3 separate regions of the Homo sapiens genome follow, and regions 1 and 3 are each linked to region 2. A link is an interaction called in ENCODE POLR2A ChIA-PET data of the cell type or tissue named here. Cell type or tissue: GM12878. All regions are shown on one strand.

Region 1 (4,000 bases), 79 kb before region 2:
GTCCACAAACAACTTCCCAGGGATGCAATGGGCAGACCTTTCATACAGAACAACCCTTCAATTCCTGCTGGCTTCCACGACTTAGGATTCACGGACTTCTCCTGTAGGAAGTTTCCTCGCATTTCTCAGGTATTCTGATCAGCCCATGGAAGCAACCAGCAACTGCCTTCCATGGTCCACACAGTTAGACCATGGGAACTTCCTCTCCTCAGGGTTTCTTTCCTTAAAATGTCGGTTGGGCTTTGTCTTTTTTTGTAACACCTTTTTTCTTAAAATTATTGTTGGCCCTTTCGGTCTCCCTTGGGTTGTTGGGTTGAGAAGGCTGCATAGGCTTGTTTGGGGTTGAATATCCTATGAACTGTGCATCAGTCTAGCTCTTCTGTGCCTTTTGTCCGTTCTTGGGTCTTTGAGGTTTAAGTTGTCAGTTGTAGACCAGGCCCCAGTGGCTCACACCTGTAACGCCAGCACTTTGTGAGGCCAAGGCAGGAAGATCATTTGAGGTCAGGAGGTTGAGACCTGCCTGGACAGCACAGCAAGACTTTATCTCTACAAAAAATTTAAAAATTAGCCAGGCGTGGTGGTGTGCACCTAGTAGTCCCAGCTACTTGGGAGGCTGAGGTGGGAGGATCACTTGAGCCCAGGAGGTTGAGGCTGCATTGAGCCATGATCGTGCCACTGCACTCCAGCGTGGGTGGCAGAGAGAGATTGCCTCAAAAATAAAATAAAATTTTAGGGCCGGGCGTGGTGGCTCATGCCTCTAATCCCAGAACTTTGGGAGGCCAAGGCAGTCGGATCATGAGGTCAGGAGTTCAAGACCAGCCTGACCAACATGGTGAAACCCTGTCTACACTAAAAATACAAAAATTAGCCAGGCGTGGTAGCATGCACCTGTAATCCCAGCTACTCGGGAGGCTGAGGCAGAAGAATCGCTTGAACCCGGGAGGCTGAGGTTGCAGTGAGTCGAGATCGCGCCACTGCACTCCAGCCTGGGCAACAGAGCGAGACTCCGTCTAAGAAAAAAAAAATTTTTTTTTTAAATAAAATAAAAGTGGTGAATTGTAAAACACCCCAGTCCTATGATAATCGGAATTCGTGGGATTTTAAAAAAAAATCTTTCTTTACTATCTGCATTGCAGCTAAATATTCCAGCGTTGTGGTTTCTATTAAAAACAATTTGGGTCATTATTGACCTGAATAAGAAAAGAGCCATATATATTCACTGCTAATAAAGCACCTGCTAAAACTACTTTGAAACTGGCTGGGCACAATGGCTCATACCTGTAACTCCAGCACTTTGGGAGGCCAAGGCAAGTGGAACACTTGAGGCCAGGAGTTCAAGACCAGCCTGGCCAACACAGTGAAACCCCGTCTCTACTAAAAGTATAAAAAATTAGCTGGGCATAGTGGCACATGCCTATAATCCCAGCTGCTGGGGAGGCTGAGGCATGACAATCTCTTGAACCCGGGAGGTGGAGGTCGCAGTGAACCCAGATCATGCCTGGGTGACAGAGCGAGACTCAGTCTCAAAAATAAATAAATAAAACTAAAACTGCCTTGAAATTATTTTTTTCCCCATTTTAAAAAGTTGAGATAGAAGGTATCAACAGTGTTGTTGTTCAAGTGTACAAGGTACAAACTCAATGGATTGTTCCATATACACACACCCATGTGTGTGCACCCCCCAGGAGACATTCCTCATAGACCCTCCTAGGCAGCATCCCCCTTCCACAATCATAGAGGGGTAGGGTAGCTGATTCTCCAACATCTCTGGACCTCAGTTTTGCAAGGCACCCACTTTTACAAAGAGAATTAATTCTACCCTTGTGGTATTGTTACTTAACTATACTTCAGAATCTCTAGTGAGATACCCTGTGGGTTGATATCAGTTATCACGCAAACATGATTCTTAAGATGCTTTGTGGATTTCCTTATTCAGTCCAGTGTGTTAGCAAGCAGGAGAAGGTCAACTTTTTTTTTTTTTTTTTTTTTTTTTTAAGGCAGAGTCTTGTTCTGTTGCCCAGGCTAAAGTGCAGTGTGGCATAATCATGTGTCACTTCAGACTCAACCTCCTTAAGCTCAGGTGCTTTTCCTGCCTTAGCCTCCCAATAGCTAGGACACAGGCATGTACCACCACATCTGGCTAATTTTCTTATTTTTTTTTATAGAGACAAGGTCTTGCTATGTTGCCCAGGCTAGTCACAAACTCCTGGCCTCAAGTGATCCTCCCGCCTCAGTCTCTGGAGTAGCTGGGACTAGAGGCATGAGCCAACACACCTGGCTAATTTTTTTTTATTTTTTGTAGAGATACGGGATCTTGCTATATTGCCCAGGCTGGGAACTCTTTATGTTATGGGGAAAGGCTGTGTACTGGGATAAATGTACAACAAATACTTTGTGCATCTCCGTTTAGTGATTATTTTTTCAATCTTCACATGTGTTCCCTTGCTTTTACCGGTGGGTTCTATATAGGCCTGGTGCGAAACAAACCTGCGGAGGTGCATCAGCGAGCAACACCGTTTTGTCTGCGACACCTGTGACAAGGCGTTCCCCATGCTCTGCTCACTGGCTCTGCACAAGCAGACCCATGTGGCGGCAGACCAGGGTCAAGAAAAGCCGCAGGCCACGCCCCTGCCTGGTGACGCCCTGGACCAGAAGGGCTTCCTGGCCTTGCTTGGCCTGCAGCACACCAAAGACGTCAGGCCTGCCCCCGCCGAGGAGCCCCTGCCGGATGACAACCAGGCAATTCAGCTCCAGACACTCAAGTGTCAGCTACCTCAGGACCCCGGCTGCACCAACCTGCTGAGCCTGTCACCTTTCGAAGCTGCTTCCCTAGGCGGTTCTCTCACAGTTCTCCCCGCGACCAAGGACAGCATAAAGCACCTGTCCCTGCAGCCCTTCCAGAAGGGCTTCATCATCCAGCCTGACAGCAGCATTGTGGTCAAGCCCATCTCTGGCGAGTCGGCCATCGAGCTGGCAGACATCCAGCAAATTCTGAAGATGGCAGCCTCGGCTCCCCCTCAGATCAGTCTTCCGCCCTTCTCCAAGGCCCCTGCCGCCCCACTGCAGGCGATCTTCAAGCACATGCCCCCTCTGAAGCCAAAGCCCCTGGTCACACCACGGACGGTGGTGGCCACCTCCACGCCCCCGCCTCTCATCAACGCCCAGCAGGCTTCCCCGGGCTGTATCAGCCCCAGCCTGCCGCCACCGCCCCTGAAGCTCCTCAAAGGCTCAGTGGAGGCGGCCTCCAACGCCCACCTGCTGCAGTCCAAGTCCGGGACCCAGCCCCACGCGGCCACGCGGCTCTCCCTGCAGCAGCCGCGGGCGGAGCTGCCGGGCCAGCCTGAGATGAAGACGCAGCTGGAGCAGGACAGCATCATCGAGGCCCTGCTGCCGCTGAGCATGGAGGCCAAGATCAAGCAGGAGATCACAGAGGGGGAACTCAAGGCCTTCATGACAGCGCCCGGCGGCAAGAAGACGCCCGCCATGCGCAAGGTGCTCTACCCCTGCCGCTTCTGCAACCAGGTGTTTGCCTTCTCGGGGGTCTTGCGTGCCCACGTGCGCTCCCACCTGGGCATCTCGCCATACCAGTGCAACATCTGCGACTACATCGCCGCCGACAAGGCCGCGCTCATCCGCCACCTGCGCACGCACAGTGGGGAGCGGCCCTACATTTGCAAGATCTGCCACTACCCCTTCACTGTCAAAGCCAACTGCGAGCGGCACCTGCGCAAGAAGCACCTCAAGGCCACCCGCAAGGATATCGAGAAGAACATCGAGTATGTGAGTAGCAGCGCGGCCGAGCTGGTGGACGCCTTCTGCGCCCCGGACACCGTGTGCCGGCTGTGCGGCGAGGACCTCAAGCACTATCGTGCCCTGCGCATCCACATGCGCACGCACTGCGGCCGCGGCCTGGGCGGGGGCCACAAGGGCCGCAAGCCCTTCGAGTGCAAGGAGTGCAGCGCCGCGTTCGCGGCCAAGCGCAACTGCATCCACCACATCC
Region 2 (4,000 bases):
GACAACAGCTTGAATCACTGGAGCCATATCAAAACAATAAAGAGTTTATGGAGTAGGACACATGGCAAAAGATTTGGACATATAAAATGTGAAGTACTTATGGAGCATTCAGATGAAACTATCCTGTGAAGAGCTGGAAAAGAGCTACAACAGGATAACAACGGAAAACAAGGAATTAGGCAATTAGGTTGCTGGTGACCTTAGCAATACTAGTTTTACTAGATATATGGGACCAGACCATGATAGAGAATAAATGTGAAGTGAGCAGAAGAGAAAAGCTGTCCCTGTTTCTCTTTCAAGAAGCCACCGGTCTTGGTAAAGATAAGTAGGTGCAGCAAATGTGGATGAACAGTATAAGCAGATGTGTGGCTTAACAGAATCAAATCACTGAGGAGGATTAATGCCTGACGTTACAAAAGGAAAGAATAATGTAACAAAATTCCGCAGGAAGAGATGAACACAGGTGGAAGGGTTAGCCTTAGAAGAGAACAAGGACAACTCATTATTAAGAAGAAAATGCAGAACGATGGGTGAATAATATATTTGGAAGTAGAAAATACAAAATCTGATAGAGTTCATGCTTGATGGCCTTCTTCACTTTCTGACACTGAAGGCAATGTTGCTGCCAAGACTGAAAACTCATTTAGGGATTTAAACATGGCAAATGTTTGGAACACTGATTGTGGAAAACTAAGTAACTCATTTATCTTACAGCTATTCAGCATGTAAGATGTATAACGCTTAGTATCTGCTACCCGGTAAAACTCCAGAATATTTCAGCTATTGCAAACAATCTCCAGAGGAGAGTATAGAAACTGGTGGTACTGCTTGCCTACAGGGAGATGACTTCATGGCTGGAAGGCACACAAGGGAAACTTTTCATCATATATTCTGTACCTTGTAAGTTCTGAGCCATTTGAATATATCATCTATTTTAAATAACTATTTTTTTTTTGAGACGGAGTCTCGCTCTGTTGCCCAGGCTGGAGTGTAGTGGAGTATAGTGCCCAGGCACGATCTCAGCTCACTGTAAGCTCTGCCTCCCAGGTTCACGCCATTCTCCTGCCTCAGCCTCCCAAGCAGCTGGGACTACAGGTGCCCACCACCACACCCGGCAGATTTTTTTGTATTTTTAGTAGAGACAGGGTTTCACCATGTTAGCCAGGATGGTCTTGATCTCCTGACCTCGTGATCCACCCGCCTCAGCCTCCCAAAGTGCTGGGAGTACAGGCGTGAGCCACTGCACCTGGCTAAATAATTTTTTTTAAGTTAGTTAGTGTTATTACTACTACAGCTCTTGTTTTAATAAAAATTAAAACAAAAACCTCTCTCATTTCTATGGGGAGGACAAAAAAACCTTTCAGGAATGATGGCAAGTTCCATTGCGACCCAGTTTTATAGAGTAAAAGAATAATCAATGGGTTAGAAAAGCCCAAGGTGACTAGGCCAGGTGCAGTGGCTCATGCCTGTAATCCCAGCACTTCGGGAGGCCGAGGCGGGCGGATCACGAGGTCAGGAGATCGAGACCATCCTGGCTAACATGGTGAAACCCCGTCTCTACTAAAAATACAAAAAATTAGCCGGGTGTGGTGGCGGGCGCCTATAATCCCAGCTACTCGGGAGACTGAGGCAGGAGACTGGCGTGAACCCGGGAGGTGGAGCTTGCAGTGAGCGGAGATCCACGCCACTGCACTCCAGCCTGGGCGACAGAGCGAGACTCTGTCTGGGTGGTGGGGGGGTGGGGGAAAGCCCAAGGTGACTTAAAAAAAAAAAAAAGGTTTGTCCTCAAAAATTCTAAACCAATAACCTGTGTCTAAACCAGCTGTTGATATCTTAGATCTTATGAAAAACCCCCTTTTCCTTCACTTGACTCCAGGACACTGGCCCAGTGGCAAAGGATCCTTCCATATCTCCCAATCCCTTGATGCCTTGGCAGCTGAGTATAGGGTGATAAATCTTGGGAACAGCAGCAGTAGGTGAACTTTCTAGCTCATTCAGTTCTGGAGGTGACTTCTGTAGCAGCCTTGCCTTTGAGGGCCCATCTTTCTTAGACAGTCTACACACAAGCCTACCCCTGCTGGTGTGGTCTAGTACAATGGAAGGTAATACTTTTCCTGCCTTTCTATTTCAATCTACCTTAATTATTTTCTGATTTGAGATAAGTAACAAAGCAGAGGGTACTAACACTTCTGTACTAATTGGCCAGGGTAGAAAGTGGATAATCAGAGTTGTTCTTTTTCCTCTAATGGTTCTCAAGACAGGAGAAATTAAGATATGGAAAAGTTCTGGTCAACGACACAAGGCTATCAAGGATCTAACAGTTCCCTTCTCTACTCCCTACCCTCTACTTATTTATTTAATTTTTTTTAGAGACAGGGTCTGACTCTATCACCCAGGCTGGAGTGCAGTGACACACTCATAGCTCACTGTAACACTGAACTTCTGGGCTCAAGTGATCCTCCTGCCTCAACAGTTAGGATTACAGGCGCAAGCCACCAGACTCAGCTAATTTTTTTAGTAGAGATGGTGTCACACTATTTTGGCCAGGCGGTCTCAAACTCCTGGACTCAAGTGATCCTCCTGTCCTGGCCTCCCAAAGTGCTGGGATTACAGGCGTGCCTCATGGCGTTCAGCATCTCTCTTCTACCCTCTTCCTCCACAATAAGTACATTCTAGTGCCAGAGAGCACAAGTAATTTCATATAATTGGTAACAACGATATAATTCATCAATAAATTTCAGTACATGCCCAAATTTCAGTGCCCCAAATACCATCTTTAATCCTAAATTCCTAGATGGATTCCCTTCCAACCATCACTCTAAGTTATCTTACCACAACTAGTCAAATATTTATTAACAACAATGCAGCAGAAATGTATTAATCTAGTTAAAGCTATTCACTTAATGCAGGCTGGGTTGAAGACGTGGAGTCTTAACATAAACCCTAAAGGTATGTGTATACATACATATGAAAGGCTTGACTCACAGATAATCAGTAAGGAGTTCCTAAAGAGGGGGAAATTAGGAGAGTTCACAAATTACTAGGGACATCCTATCCAGATAAAACAGTAGGTGCAGAAGCATAAAAATGATAACTCAAAAACACCAATAAAATAGCAACAGATTTGCTTAGTTGGAAGACATATTCCATAAAAATGAAAGTAAGTCAAAAAAGAAGCAGAAATCTATATATAAGAATAAATATTTTGATACTGAAATAAGAAAATAGGGAACTAGTGGTTTAATTTTGAAGGAAATGACAAAATCTGGAATCATGAGAGGTTCCAGGTTCAAGTATGACACGAAAATAGAAAGAAAAAAAGCTGTGTAGGATGGATTATAGTCGTTCCAGAGAGGAAATAAAATTAACTAGATGCATGCTGCAATGATCCCAATTCCAGCCCAATATTCTTACTGTTGTATTACATAGTAAACATTTCAGAGCTGAACAACTTTTAAGAGATCTTCTCTAACCCCCTTATTCTTCACCAGATATATTTTACATACTGTTTGTTGTCTGCTTCTCACCCCCTGCCATTAAAACACATATAACTGCCCCAAAAAAAAGTCTGAAAGAGCAGAGAAAATATCTGGTTTGCCCACCCAGCACCAAGAACAGTGCCTGGCACATAAGGATTCAGAAATACAACAAGCAAGCAAAAAGAATAAAAACAGAGTAAAAGCAAGCAAGCGAAAAAGAAACTGAGACCCACAGAGATAAGTCAGAAAAGGAAGCAGCAGGTATTCCAAATCTATGAAACCATGAGGTCCAGTGCTATTTCTACTATGTTGTTACCCTTCTAGACTCATGTCACCACGATCCTGAATTGTTAACTATTTCATGTCTCCTTCCCTGTTCCAGAAAATACTTATGCTCTGTTCTCAATGACTGGTGCCTATTCTCCCAACTTCAATTCACTTTGATCACATTAACAAACCTCTAAAAGTTGGGATTTTAAATTTTTGTATAAGGATAAGCTCTAGGCCAGGTGTGGTGGCTC
Region 3 (4,000 bases), 670 kb before region 2:
TCTCACTGTCTGCATCAATTCAAAATTCTGTCTTAACAATAATATCTAGATCAGCAGTCAGATCCCATCAGTTAGATTTCTATGGCCTCCTCTATTTCTGTTTCAATGTGCTCCTTTCCACAGATCTAGGAAATGAAGGGAATTTGGGGGGAGTGCTGGGAATGCAATCTGTTTACTGCCTAGATTTGGAAAAAATCCACAAATGCTTTCTGCAAAATGCCTTACCCTCTGCGCTGCTGGAGTAGAAGACAGGGCTAAACCACCTTCCCAGCAGGTGCTACTTGAAGAAATTAATCTATGCTGATGACCTGACAACCTCTCTAAAGCATGCTCCCAGCCATGGCCCCACTACCATGGGCTTCATGATTCAGTTGTTTCATGTTCACTGCACATACATTAACAAATGCAAGCCCAGGAATTCAGGCATTGATTTAGGCTATAACAGAAGGGGAATAAGCAGCTTAACAGAAGCCTAAATTTAAAAATACAGTAGTCTCCTCTTACCTGATAGGGACATGTTCCAAGACCCCCAGTGCATGCCTAAAGCCATGAATAGTAACAAATTTTATATTTACTATTTTCCCCATATATACATATACCTATGATAAAATTCAATTTATAAATTAGCCATAGTTAGAAATTAACAATAACAACTAATAAAATAGAACAATTATAACAATTTACTGTAATAAAAATATGTGAGTATGGTCCCTCTTTCTCTTCCTCTCTGCCTTTCTCTCTCACTCTCTCTCTCCCTTTCTCTCTCTCTCTCAAAATACCGTAACATTTTCAGGCCACAGTTGACCACAGGTAATTGAGACTGCAGAAAGTGAAACTGCAGATAAGGGGGACTATTGTCTACTGTACATGTTTTCTAGGGTATCACCTATGTTATACTTGTTTGCTCACCTTTGATTTCTGGGCCATTTTAGACTTCCTGCTCCTTCAAAAGCTGCAGGCTTTCCATCCCCGCACTTCATTCCCAACCTTCCCCAATCCTAGCTTCTGGTCCTGCCCTTCAACTGCTGCCAGTATCCCCAGTGACAAAGTGGCTGAGATGGGAACTCATGTGCCTTGGCTCCTCTTCTCGTGGATGGATCTATAGAGCCATGGAGGGAGTGCTAGCTTTCTGTGACCTGGAAAATTGCACTATTTCACCTGCCATTATTATCCCCACTGTCATTTTGTAGCTGCAGGCAGCATGTTACCAAAACCAATATTATTATGGAAGCATTTCCTGTCCCCTGACTCATCAGACTGCAGTGCTGCCGCTGGAGAGCAGAGACCTTAGCCCAGTCCAGTGGTTCTCAACCTTGAGCAGGCATCAGCATCACCCGGAGCCCAGGTTCAACCACAGTTGCTGGACCTAGCCCCAGGGTTTCCAGTTTCGTACATCAGGTGGGGAGTCTGAGAATTTGCATTTCTTACAAGTCCCCCAGTGAGGCTGATGATGCTGGCCCAGGGACCACACTTTGAGAACCTCTAGCCTGGTGGTTATGCACAAGATTTGAAGCCAGACCTACATAGAGCTGAATCTTTACTGCCACTTACCATTTATGTGAACTCAGACAAGTAACTTAATCTCTCTGAGCCTCAGTTTCGTCATCTGTACAATATAGAAAATACAAGTGACCTCATGGGATAGTCATAAGGATAAAATGGGATAATACACATATAGCCCATAGAATGGCGTTCTGCACACAGCAAGCATTCAATAAGTGATCCATGGCAGCAACTTTGTGCAGCTGATGACAGGTTTCTCAAGCAAGGGCCCTGAGCCCCTCAAGTCATCATCTGTCTCAGACTGGAAGTCTGCATTTTAACAAGGCCCATGAAGAGGCAGTGGAGTCATTGAGGCTTAGAAGTTTAAGACCTTTTCCTTACAGGTAGCAGGAAGATGCCTTTGGTCTAAGCCTGCATATTTTCTGATGGTTGAACAAGGCGAAGTTTCCCTGGCCCTCTTGTCCCTGTGGGGAGAGAGTGTCATTTGCATCTCTCATGGAATTGGAAATTTGAAGCACCATCATCTCCCCTTCATTCCTTTCTTCCTTTCATGTATTATTCCTTGTCTCCAGACTTCAATGGTAGATTTCCTGCTTGTAAATACCAGGCAGCTGCTGCTGCAGCAAATTCATGCAGAATCACCAAAAACAATGGTTTACTTATTGCATTAGCCGAACTCCTACCCTCGAACTGCAAAAAAAAAAAAAACAGAACTAAAAGCAGTAGCCACCCTCTAGAGGGTACAAGCAATGACTAAGCAAAAGAGTACTTTTTCTTGCTAAATGGAATGAAAGGAAGCATATTGGTTTTTTTTTTTTTTTTTTTTTAATGAGAAGGAGTCTCGCTCTGTCGCCCAGGCTGGAGTGCAGTGTGATGTGATCTCGGCTCACTGCAAGCTCCGCCTCCCAGGTTCATGCCATTCTCCTGCCTTAGCCTCCCGAGGAGCTGGGACTAGAGGCGCCCGCCATCACGCTCGGCTAATTTTTGTATTTTTAGTAGAGACAGGGTTTCACCTTGTTAGCCAGGATGGTCTCAATCTCCTGACCTCGTGATCAGCCCACCTCGGCCTCCCAAAGTGCTGGGATTACAGGCGTGAGCCACCGCACCTGGCCACATACTGTTTTTTAAGGAATTCTAGAGCCCTGGGTGCTTTCTCCCCATCCTCAAATGCAAGCATGTTTGTAAATGAGCCAACCATGCTGCAACTGTACTTTGACATCAGTCAATTCTTTATGTTCCTTGAGCCCAGCATACTATGACTAAGGATGACCTAGGACCAGAAATACTTTTAATTTTCTAAGACAAACTTCTTTACAAATCCTTGACCGTTATGGAATTTCATAAATCCAGCTCAGTGACATACTTTGATGTAATAATCGTTTAGGAAGCTAATTAAGATGGCCAACTCACGACTCCCCCACATCACCCACTTGGATCCCAGAGCTGCTGGTATTTGCATTTTAAGAAACTAAACATCCCGAGAGCCCTGAGTGTGTGAGCCCGGAGCCCCCCAGTGTGAGAAACGCAGCCCTCTGTGATGTCTGTTTGTTTAGCTTTCCAGTCGCATTACTCTTTCCCAGGGTTGCCCAGGTTTCTGAGGATCAAGTCAATTTCTTCTCTTTGCTTCCATCATCATCTACTTCATTTCCATTTCTAGGAATCTAATCAGCCCACCAATTTATAAGTCGTATTTTGAATGTCGTATGAAGTATTTGTCCACAAAATTTAGGAACTGGTTGGTAGGTGGAACAAAAAAACTTAAATTCTTTTTGTTTTGCTGCTGGAAGTTAGGTATCTCTCAGAGGGGGAAGCTGGACAGCAGACAAACAGGGCTTGCAGACAGAATGCCACTGAAAAAGTCATTTTCCCTGCTAGGCCCCGCTTCCTCAGCAACGACTAAATAGTCGGCACCATCCAGACAGTAGCTACTGGCCCCTGCAGCCATTAAGTACTAGGAGCATGGCCAGTCCAAAGTGAAATGTACAGAATACACACCGGATTTTGAAGACTTAGTACAAAGTATGAAAAAAATAATGTAAATATCTCATTAAGACTCTTTATATTGGTTCCATGCTGAAATGGTAATATTTTTAATAAGTGGGTTAAACAAAATATATTACTAAATTAATTTCACTTATTTCCTCTTCCTTTTTTTGTATAGTTACTAGAAAGTTTTATGTCGCATATATGGTTCACATTATATTTCTCTTAGCCAGTGCTGATCTAGAATTGCACTGTCCAATATGACAGCCACAAGTCACATGTGGCTATTTGAAGAATTTACATTTAAGTTAAATTAAAAATTCAGTGCACCAGTCCTACCAGCCATATTTCAAGCTCCTAATAGCCACACATGCCTGGTGACTACTGTATTTGATGGCGTAGACACAGAACATTCCCATTTTTGTGGAATGTTCTATTGCACAGATCTGACCTAGTAGTATCTATACTGCTCTATTTTTTTTTATTATTATTATACTTTAAGTTTTAGGGTACA

What was found. Peaks named below come from ENCODE experiments on the same cell type or tissue, not always from the same donor. Only the 100,000 strongest peaks of a DNase experiment are listed, where the experiment ranks them.
Region 1: POLR2A ChIA-PET joins it to region 2 with 5 read pairs; 2 of 35 experiments call an interaction of 5 or more read pairs at or near these places.
Region 3: POLR2A ChIA-PET joins it to region 2 with 5 read pairs; 2 of 35 experiments call an interaction of 5 or more read pairs at or near these places.

What each region holds. Positions count from the first base shown.
Region 1 is chr6:7,226,528-7,230,527 of GRCh38, forward strand. It overlaps RREB1 (ras responsive element binding protein 1), which reads left to right. Exons shown (of 13, transcript NM_001003699.4): 9 at 1-129; 10 at 2,470-4,000. Among named protein-coding and RNA genes, the nearest start is that of SSR1, 85 kb to the right of the region's middle. In GM12878, no CTCF peak of the experiment used is centred here; no DNase peak of the experiment used is centred here.
Region 2 is chr6:7,305,191-7,309,190 of GRCh38, forward strand. The region is part of intron 2 of SSR1 (signal sequence receptor subunit 1); the gene reads right to left. Among named protein-coding and RNA genes, the nearest start is that of SSR1, 6.0 kb to the right of the region's middle. In GM12878, no CTCF peak of the experiment used is centred here; no DNase peak of the experiment used is centred here; H3K4me3 peaks cover 1,109 bases; H3K27ac peaks cover 1,752 bases.
Region 3 is chr6:6,634,696-6,638,695 of GRCh38, forward strand. All of the region lies in intron 3 of LY86 (lymphocyte antigen 86), which reads left to right. Among named protein-coding and RNA genes, the nearest start is that of LY86-AS1, 14 kb to the left of the region's middle. In GM12878, no CTCF peak of the experiment used is centred here; DNase peaks (open chromatin) are centred at 837, 1,366 and 2,306; H3K4me3 peaks cover 346 bases; H3K27ac peaks cover 2,597 bases.